Linked DNA regions of Homo sapiens: region 2 is linked to region 1. A link is an interaction called in ENCODE POLR2A ChIA-PET data of the cell type or tissue named here. Cell type or tissue: A673. All regions are shown on one strand. Links, peaks and the distances in the headings refer to the core of each region. The heading gives the core; the rest is flanking DNA. Region 1 overlaps BTBD2 (BTB domain containing 2). Region 2 has its middle 7.3 kb from the start of ADAT3.

What was found. ChIA-PET counts read pairs that join two places held together with the same protein. Peaks named below come from ENCODE experiments on the same cell type or tissue, not always from the same donor. Only the 100,000 strongest peaks of a DNase experiment are listed, where the experiment ranks them.
Region 2: POLR2A ChIA-PET joins it to region 1 with 16 read pairs; 7 of 35 experiments call an interaction of 5 or more read pairs at or near these places.

Annotation. Positions count from the first base shown.
Region 1 is chr19:1,981,154-1,985,535 of GRCh38, reverse strand. BTBD2 (BTB domain containing 2) reads left to right here. Exons shown (of 9, transcript NM_017797.4): 9 at 1-88. It overlaps CSNK1G2 (casein kinase 1 gamma 2), which reads right to left. Exons shown (of 12, transcript NM_001319.7): 12 at 4,198-4,382. Among named protein-coding and RNA genes, the nearest start is that of CSNK1G2-AS1, 29 kb to the right of the region's middle. In A673, for the core only: no CTCF peak of the experiment used is centred there; no DNase peak of the experiment used is centred there.
Region 2 is chr19:1,895,879-1,900,260 of GRCh38, reverse strand. No RefSeq gene overlaps it. Among named protein-coding and RNA genes, the nearest start is that of ADAT3, 7.3 kb to the left of the region's middle. RefSeq lists a silencer at 1,133-1,305 and enhancers at 2,377-2,671, 2,110-2,805, 2,813-2,942. In A673, for the core only: a CTCF peak has its summit at 2,497 (motif pointing left); a DNase peak (open chromatin) is centred at 2,520; H3K27ac peaks cover 544 bases.

The DNA.
Region 1 (4,382 bases), core at 85-4,084:
TGCGTCCTCCCCAAAGCCATGGGAGGGGTGTCCTCCTCAGACCATGCCCCCAGATGATTTTTTTAAATAAAGAAACAAATGCACCTGCCTTGAGCGCACACTGCTTTGCTCCCCTTCACTCTCTGCCCTGTCATCCGGGCTGCAGTGGGCGAGGGATGTCGTGCGCCGAGAGGGGCCCTGAACCCCGGGTCTGGTCGCCAGTGCTGCGAGACCCTCCTTAAGTACCCACAGGCCACACTGAAGCCCGGGAGGTCGAGACTGCAGTGAGCAGTGATGCACCACTGCCCTCCCCCCTGGGCAAGAGCAAGACCCTAACTAACTCAACACCTCCCCCCAAACCCAAATGCAATGGACGTGTGTGCCGATTTCCCCGTGGGGAGGCCCTGCTGGCTGCTGGGGGACCGTGGATGTGAGAGATGGAGAGAAAGCAGGGAGTGCCCAGTTGTGGCCTCAGTGGCCAGAGAAGTCAAGCCGTTGGCTGCTGCCTCAGGAGCACACGTGCAGGGCAAGACATCAAGAAACCCGGCAGCAAGGCCGCGTGGTGGCTCACACGTCATTACAGCACCTTGGGAGGCCGGGCGGGTGGATCACCTGAGGTCAGGAGTTCAGGACCAACCTGGCCGACATGGTGAAACCCCATCTCTACTAAAAACACAAAAATTAGCCAGGTATGGTGGCAGGCACCTGTAATCCCAGCTACTTGGGAGGCTGAGGCAGGCGAATCGCTTGAACCTGGGAGATGGAGGTTGCAGTGAGCCAAGATGGTGCCATTGCACTCCAGCCTGGGCGAGAAAGCAAGACTCCGTCTAAAAAAAAAAAAGCCAGCCGCAAACAGTTGCCAGGAGGCTGAAGGCTGAGCAGATCTCCACAGTGCGCAGTGCTGGGAGCAGGCAATGGAGATGGAGGCTGGCGGGGTAGGGGGCCTTGTCGAACACCCTGGGGGCCGGGCGTGCTGGCTCACACCTGCAATCCCAGCACTTTGGCAGGCTGAGGCAGAACTGCTAGGGGCCAGGAGTTTGAGACCAGCCTGGGCAACACAGCAAGACCCCATCTCTAAAAAAATACATATTAAAAGGAAACACCTTGGGCTTCTAATGAAGACACCAGAAGGGCCACCCACCAGGAGCTAGGGCAACACTCCTGTGGGGAGGACAGAACGGAAGCCGTCATCACTCCAAAACAAAACCCTGGTAGGGTCTCACTGGGCTGCTGTTACGCTGGACCCTGCCAAAAGAAAACACAGCCCTGTGAAGAAACATCAGCACCAGCTTCTACCATCTGTCATTTACAACGTCCAGCATCCATTTAAAAATGACAGGCTGGGCGTGGTGGCTCATGCCTGCAATCCCAGCACTTTGGGAGGCCGAGGCAGGTGGATCATCTGAGGTCAGGAGTTCGAGACCAGCCTGGCCAACATGGCGAAACCCGTCTCCACTAAAAATACAAAAATTAGCGAGGCGTGGTGGCGTGCATCTGTAATCCCAGCTACTTGGGAGGCTGAGGCAGGAGAATCACTTGAACCTGGGAGGCAGAGGTTGCAGTAAGCCACGATTGTGCCACTGCACTCCAGCCCAGGGAGACAGAGCAAGACTGTCTCAAAAAAAAAAAAAAAAAAAAAAAAAGCCAGGTATGGTGGCTCATGCCTGTAATCCCAGCACTTTGGGAGGCTGAGGCAGGCAGATCACGAGGTCAGGAGATCAAGACCATCCTGGCTAACATGATGAAACCCCGTCTCTACTAAAAAAAACTACAAAAATTAGCCAGGTGTGGTGACAGGTGCCTGTGGTCCCAGCTACTTGGGAGGCTGAGGCAGGAGAATGGCGTGAACCCGGGAGGTGGAGCTTGCCAGTGAGCCGAGATCTCGCCACTGCACTCCAGCCTGGGCAACACAGCAAGACTCTGTCTCAAAAAACAAACAAACAAACATGCAAGGTGAAGCACAGTGAGTAAAAACAATGGAAAAACAGAACAGATCGAGATACGTGACACAGCCAAAGGGTTGAACGTATGTGTAAGTGGAGTCCCAGAAGGAGAGAGAGAGAATGAGACTCAAGCTATATGACAGCCAAGAATTTTCCAAAATGAATGAAAGACGTTGACCCACAATTTTTTTTTTTTTTTTTTTTTTTTTTTTTTTGAGACAGAGTCTCTCTCTGTCACCCAGGCTGGAGTGCAGTGGTGCAATCTCGGCTCACTGCAAGCTCCGCCTCCCGGGTTCACGCCATTCTCCTGCCTCAGCCTCCCGAGGAGCTGGGCCTATAGGTGCCTGCCGCCACGCCCGGCTAATTTTTTGTATTTTTAGTAGAGATGGGGTCTCACCGTGTTGGCCAGGATGGTCTCGATCTCCTGACCTTGTGATCCACCAGCCTCGGCCTCCCAAAGTGCTGGGATTGCAGGCGTGAGCCGCCGCGTTTTAAAAACTTTGTCAGTGGAGCATGCTGGCTCATGCCTGTCATCCCAGCACTTTGGGAGGCCGAGGTGGGTGGATCACTTGAGGTCAGGAGTTCAAGACCAGCCTGGCCAACATGGTGAAACCCCGACTCTACTAAAAATACAAACATTATCCAGGTGTGGTGGCACACGCTTGTAATCCCAGCTACTCGGGAGGCTGAGGCAGGAGAACTGCTTGAACCCGGGAGGTGGAGGCTGCAGTGAGCCGAGACCACGCCAATGCACTCCAGCCTGGGTGACAGCGAGACTCTGTCCCAAACAAACACTTTGTCAACCTGGAATGCCACTACCAGCAAAAACATCCTTATTAAGAAAGGTGAAATAAATATTTTTTTCAGGGAACAAATGCTAATTTGTAATTTGTTACCGACAAAGCTGCACTCGGCCCGGCGTGGTGGCTCACGCCTCTCATCCCAGGGTCACTTTCCCACCTCGTCCTCCGCAAGTGCCTGGACAACAGAGCCAGACAGGCAACCCTATCTCTACCTAAAAACAAAACAGAACAAAACAATTAGCTGAGTGTGGTGGTGCACGTCTATGGTCCCAGATACTTGGGAGGCTGAGGTGGGAGGATCGCTTGAGCCCAAGAGGTGGAGGCTCCAGGGAGCTATGACTGTGCAACTGCACGCCAGCCTAGGCCAGGCCCTGTCTCAAAAAAAAAAAAAAAAAAGCTGCACTGTAAGAAATATTGAAGTTCTTCAGGCTGAAAATTATCCCAGAGGTAGTTTTGGGATTCTGTCGCCCGGGCTGGAGTGCGGTGGCGAGATCTGGGCTCACTGCAAGCTCCGCCTCCCGGGTTCACGCTATTCTCCTGCCTCAGCCTCCCCAGTAGCTAGGACTACAGGCGCCCGGCTAATTTTTTGTATTTTTAGTAGAGACAGGGTTTCACCATGTTAGCCAGGATGGTCTCGCACTCCTGACCTCGTGATCCGCCAGCCTCGGCCTCCCAAAGTGCTGGGATTACAGGAGTGAGCTACCCTGCCCGGTCCCAGATGTAATTTCTGATCAGCAGAAAGAAATGAAGAGCATCAGAAAAGGTTAACATGTGGGTAAATATATAAAGCACATGACAAGTAGTCCTTATCCCCAAGCTACTGCCGGGAAAACCATCGATGAGCTCATTCCATTTCCCTCTTGCCATCTGACTCTTACAGGTGCATTATTTCTGCTTTGTCACAACATATTACGGTGGTACTGGTCTTCCACCCTTGCTGCCGGGTATGGGGTGTTGTCTGGGGAGAAGGCACGGGGCGGAGCCGGGGCTAGTGCTGCCAAGGTCTTCACCTGCCTGCAGTTTCCGCTGTTCTTCTGGGAGCTACTGCTGATTCCCTTCACAGTGTCGTGGCCCCCGTGGAGATGTTTTCTGCCCTGCTGCGTGAACAGAGGGAGTCAAGGAGGCCTTCCGCCGTCAGAGCAGCCAGGACCATCCTGCCTGGGCCCCGTCGCTGAGGCTTTCAGGTATATTTGTGTAGTGTCGGGGAACGGGACCCCCGGGGCCAAGTCGCATGTGTGTGACTTCCCCTTTCCATGGTACGTGAACACTCGTCTCCTGCCCTCTCCCCAGACAGAGCCCAGCTCTGCCCTCTGCTTCCATCTTCCTTACCTTCCGCCTCATCAGTCGGTTTCTGTTACCGGAGGCCGCCAGCCGCTCCGGACTCGTCCCGGACAGGCAGGATGGGGATGGAAGCAACGCCCGTTCCAGGTCAAGCTTCGTGGAAAGCCCAGACAAATCCCTCTACACTTGGGTTTGGTTTCATTTTTCTTTTATTTTTTTAAAAAAGCCCCTAAATTCTATGGCTTCAAGGGAGCATCAGAGAAACGTAAATGCCATTTCTGTACACTTGGTAAAGCAAAAACTAGACTCACAGCCACCGCCCTGGGCACGGCCCCAAGCTGCTCCACTCTGCCCGGCAGCCTCCAGGGCACCCCAC
Region 2 (4,382 bases), core at 86-4,085, 85 kb after region 1:
ATCCTGGCTAACACGCTGAAACCCCATCTCTACTAAAAAAAATAAAAAGATTAGCCGGGCGTGGTGGCGGGCGCCTGTAGTTCCAGCTACTCGGGAGGCTGAGGCAGGAGAATGGCGTGAACCCGGGAGGCGGAGCTTGCACTGAGCGGAGATGGCGCCACTGCACTCCAGCCTGGGTGACAGAGCGAGACTCCGTCGCAGAAAAAAAAAAAAAAAAAGCCAGCACAGTGGCTCACGCCTGTAATGCCAACACTTCGGAAGGCTGAGGCGGGTGGATCACCTGAGGTCAAGAGTTCGAGACCAACATGACTAACATGGTGAAACCCCGTCTCTACTAGAAATACGAAAAATTAGCCAGGTGTGGTGGCGCATGCCTGTAGTCCCAGCTACTCAGGAGGCTGAGGCAGGAGAATCGCTTGAACCCAGGAGGCAGAGGTTGCAGTGAGCCAAGATTGCACCATTGCACTCCAGCCTGGGCAACAAGAGGGAAACTCCGTCTCAAAAACAAAAACAAAAACAAAAAATCAAAGTCCTAAGATTATAGGCATGAGCCACAGGGCCTGGCTAAGAAACAATGTTTTTAATTATGAAAACAAATATTTTAGGCAGGGCGTGGTGGCTCATGTCTGTAATCCCAGCACTTTGGGAGGCCGAGGCAGGCGGATCATGAGATCAGTTTGAGACCAGCCTGGCCAACATGGAAAAACCCTGTCTCTACTAAAAATACAAAATTAGCCGGGCGTGGTGGCGGGCACCTGTAGTCCCAGCTACTCGGGAGGCTGAGGCAGGAGAATCACTTGAACCTGGGAGGCAGAGGATGCAGTGAGCTGAGATTGTGCCACTGTACTCCAGCCTGGGCAACAAGAGCGAAACTCTGTCTCAAAAACAAAAAAGAAATAGTATTAGACAAAGTGTGACGAAAACTGAAAAAAATTAAGAAAGTTAAAAAAACAAAACAAAACAAAACAAAACAGGAATGCGTCCAAAAAAGGAGAGGAGTTCCCCGCAAGACCCTCTGTCTGTTTCCACATGGCTGAGGCCAAAATCAGTATCAACTTCCCTGTCACCACCTTGTTCAGCTTGTTTCTTTGCGTCAGCATCCCATTAACTTTCTGATTTGTTTGTTTGTTTGTTTTGAGACGGACTCTCGCTCTGTCACCCAGGCTGGAGTGCAGTGGCATAATCTTGGCTCAGTGCAACCTCCGCCTCCCAGGTTCAAGCGATTCTCCTGCCTCAGCCTCCTGAGTAGCTGGGACTGCAGGTGCCCGCCACCACGCCCGGCTAATTGTTTTATAGTTTTAGTAGAGATGGGGTTTCACCACATTAGCCAGGATGGTCTTGATCTCCTGACCTAGCGATCCGCCCGCCTCGGCCTCCCAAAGTGCTGGAATTACAGGCGTGAGCCACCACGCCTGGCTATACATATATTTTTTCGAGACGGAGTCTCGCTCTGTCTCCCAGGCTGGAGTGCAGTGGCACGATCTCAGCTCACTGCTACCTGTGCTTCCCGGGTTCAAGCGATTCTCATGCCTCAGCCTCCCAAGTAGCTGGGATTACAGATGCCTGCCACCACGCCTAGCTAACTTTTGTATTTTTAGTATAGACGGGGTTTCACCATGTTAGCCAGGATGGTCTCGGTCTCACCTCATGATCCACCCGCCTGGCCTCCCAAATTGTTGGAATTACAGGCGTGAGCCACAGCGCCCGGCCAAGGATGTCTCATTTATTTCACCTCCACCAGGACAGGACGTTTTGGTGTTTTTTGTTTTGTTTTTGAGATGGAGTCTCACTCTGTCCCCCAGGCTGGAGTGCAGTGACATCTCGGTTCACTGCAACCTTCGCCTCCCGGGTTCAAGCGATTCTTGTGCCTCAGCCTCCTGAGTAGTTGCAATTACAGGTGCCTGCCACCACACCTGGCTAATTTTTGGATTTTTAGTAGAGATGGGAGTTCGCTGTGATGGCCAGGCTGGTCTGGAACTCCTGATCTCAGGTGATCCTCCCGCCTCAGCCACCTAAAGTGCTAGGATTACAGGCATGAGCCACCGTGCCTGGCCTTGGTGTTTTTGTTTTGTTTTTTGTTTTTTTTTTTTTTTTTGAGACAAGATCTGCCTCTGTCACCCAGGCTGGAGTGCAGTTGTGCAGTCATAGCTCACTGTGGCCTTTGCCACCCGGGCTCAAGCGATCCTCCCACCTCAGCCTCCCATGTAGCTGGGACCACAGATGTGTTCCGTCACGCCCAGCTAATTTTTGTTGTGGTTGAAATTTTTGTAGAGTCGAGGTCTTGCTGCCCTGCTAGGGCTGGACTTTCATTCTCTGCGGTATCCCTATTGCCCAGCATGCACGTGGGCAGCCCTTGTTGCTGTTATCCTGGCAAGGCAAGTGGGATCGCCCCCGCCTCTCCTGGGAGCCCTGCACCAGCCTCTCGGACCCTCCCAAAATCAAGCGGACACGGTTGCCACCTACTGACCAAAGGCAGCTGCACCCCGGTCACGGGGCTTCCGGCCGGATCTAAGCACGTGTTTACACCCTTTCCCAGAAGGTCCACACCCACCACACTCGGCTCCGGTGGGCGGGAGACAGTGCTGGTAACAGAGAACAATCACACTCCCTCATCAGCAGTGCGGAAGTTTAAAAGCTCTGTGCTAACACTGGGGTCAAAAATGGAGTGTCACCCGGGTGCGGTGGCTCACGCCTGTAATCCCAGCACTTTGGGAGGCCGAGGCAGGTGGATCACGAGGTCAGGAGATCGAGACCACCCTGGCTAACACGGTGAAACCCCGTCTCTACTAAATATACAAAAAATTAGCCGGGTGTGGTGGTGGGCGCCTGTAATCCAGCTATCCGGGGGGCTGAGGCAGGAGAATGGCGTGAACCCTGAGATCACGCCAATGCATTCCAGCCTGGGTGACAGTGCCAGACTCCGTCTCAAAAAAAAAATTTTTTTTTTTTTTTTGCAGAGACAGAGGTCTCTCTTAGTTGCCCAGGCTGGTCTTTTTTTTTTTTTTTTTTTTTTTTTTTTTTTTTGAGATGGAGTCTCGCTCTGTCGCCTAGGAGTGCAGTGGCATGATCTTGGCTCACTGCAAGCTCCGCCTCCTGCGTTCACGCCATTCTCCTGCCTCAGCTTCCCGACACCACCCCCGGCTATTTTTTTTTTATTTTTTTGAGACAGAGTCTCGCTCTGTGGTCCAGGCTGGAGTGCAGAGGCGTGATCTCAGCTCACTGCAAGCTCCACCTCCCGGGTTCACGCCATTCTCCTGCCTCAGCCTCCCGAGTACCTGGGACTACAGGCGCCCACCACCACGCCCGGCTAATTTTTTGTATTTTTAGTAGAGACGGGGTTTCACCGTATTAGCCAGGATGGTTTTGATCTCCTAACCTCGTGATTCGCCCACCTCGGCCTCCCAAAGTGCTGGGATTACAGGCGTGTGCCACCGCGCCCAGCCCCGGGTTGGTCTTGAACTTGTAAGGCTCAAGTGATCCTCCCACTCTGCCTGCCAAACTGCTGGGATTATAGGCGTGACCTAAGGCACTTGGCGTGGAGATAGGAAGTCTCTCTCTGTGGCCCAGGCTGGAGTGCAGTGGGAGCTGATCACGGCTCACCACAGCCTCAAACTCCTGGGCTCAGGGGATCCTCCCACATTGGGCTCCGGAGTAGCTCAGACCACAGGCATGTGCCCCGACACCTGGCTAACCAAATATTTTTTTTTTTTTTTGTAGAGATGGGGTCTTGCTGTGTTGCCCACGCTAGTCTCAAACTCCTGGGCACCAGTGATCCTCCTGCCTTGGCCTCTCAAAGTATTTGGATTACAAGCTTGAGCCACTGTGCTTGGCCCCCGCCGAGACAGGACTTTTTAAAGAGATTATTAGGTTCAAATGACGTCCTGAGGGTGCGCCCAAATCCAATCTGACTTGTTTCTCTTTAAGAGGCAATTACAGCCAGGCGCGGTGGCTCACACCTGTAATCCCAGCACTTTGGGAGGCCGAGGTGGGCGGATAACCTGAGGTCAGGAGTTTGAGATCAGCCTGGCCACCATGGTGAAATCCTGTCTCTACTAAAAATACAAAAATTAGCCAGGTGTGGTTGGCGGGCACCTGTAATCCCAGCTACTTGGGAGGCTGAGGCAGAAGAATCGCTTGAACCTGGGAGGCGGAGGTTGCAGTGAGCCGAGATTGTGCCTCTGCACCCCAGCCTGGGCGAGGGAGCAAGACTTCATCTCAAAAAAAAAAAAAAAGAAATAGACCAGGCGCGGTGGCTCACGCCTGTAATCCCAGCACTTTGGGAGGCCAAGGCGGGTGGATCACTTGAGGTCAGGAGTTGAGACCAGACTGGCCAATATGGTGAAACCCTGTATCTACTAAAAATACAAAAATTAGCCAGGCTT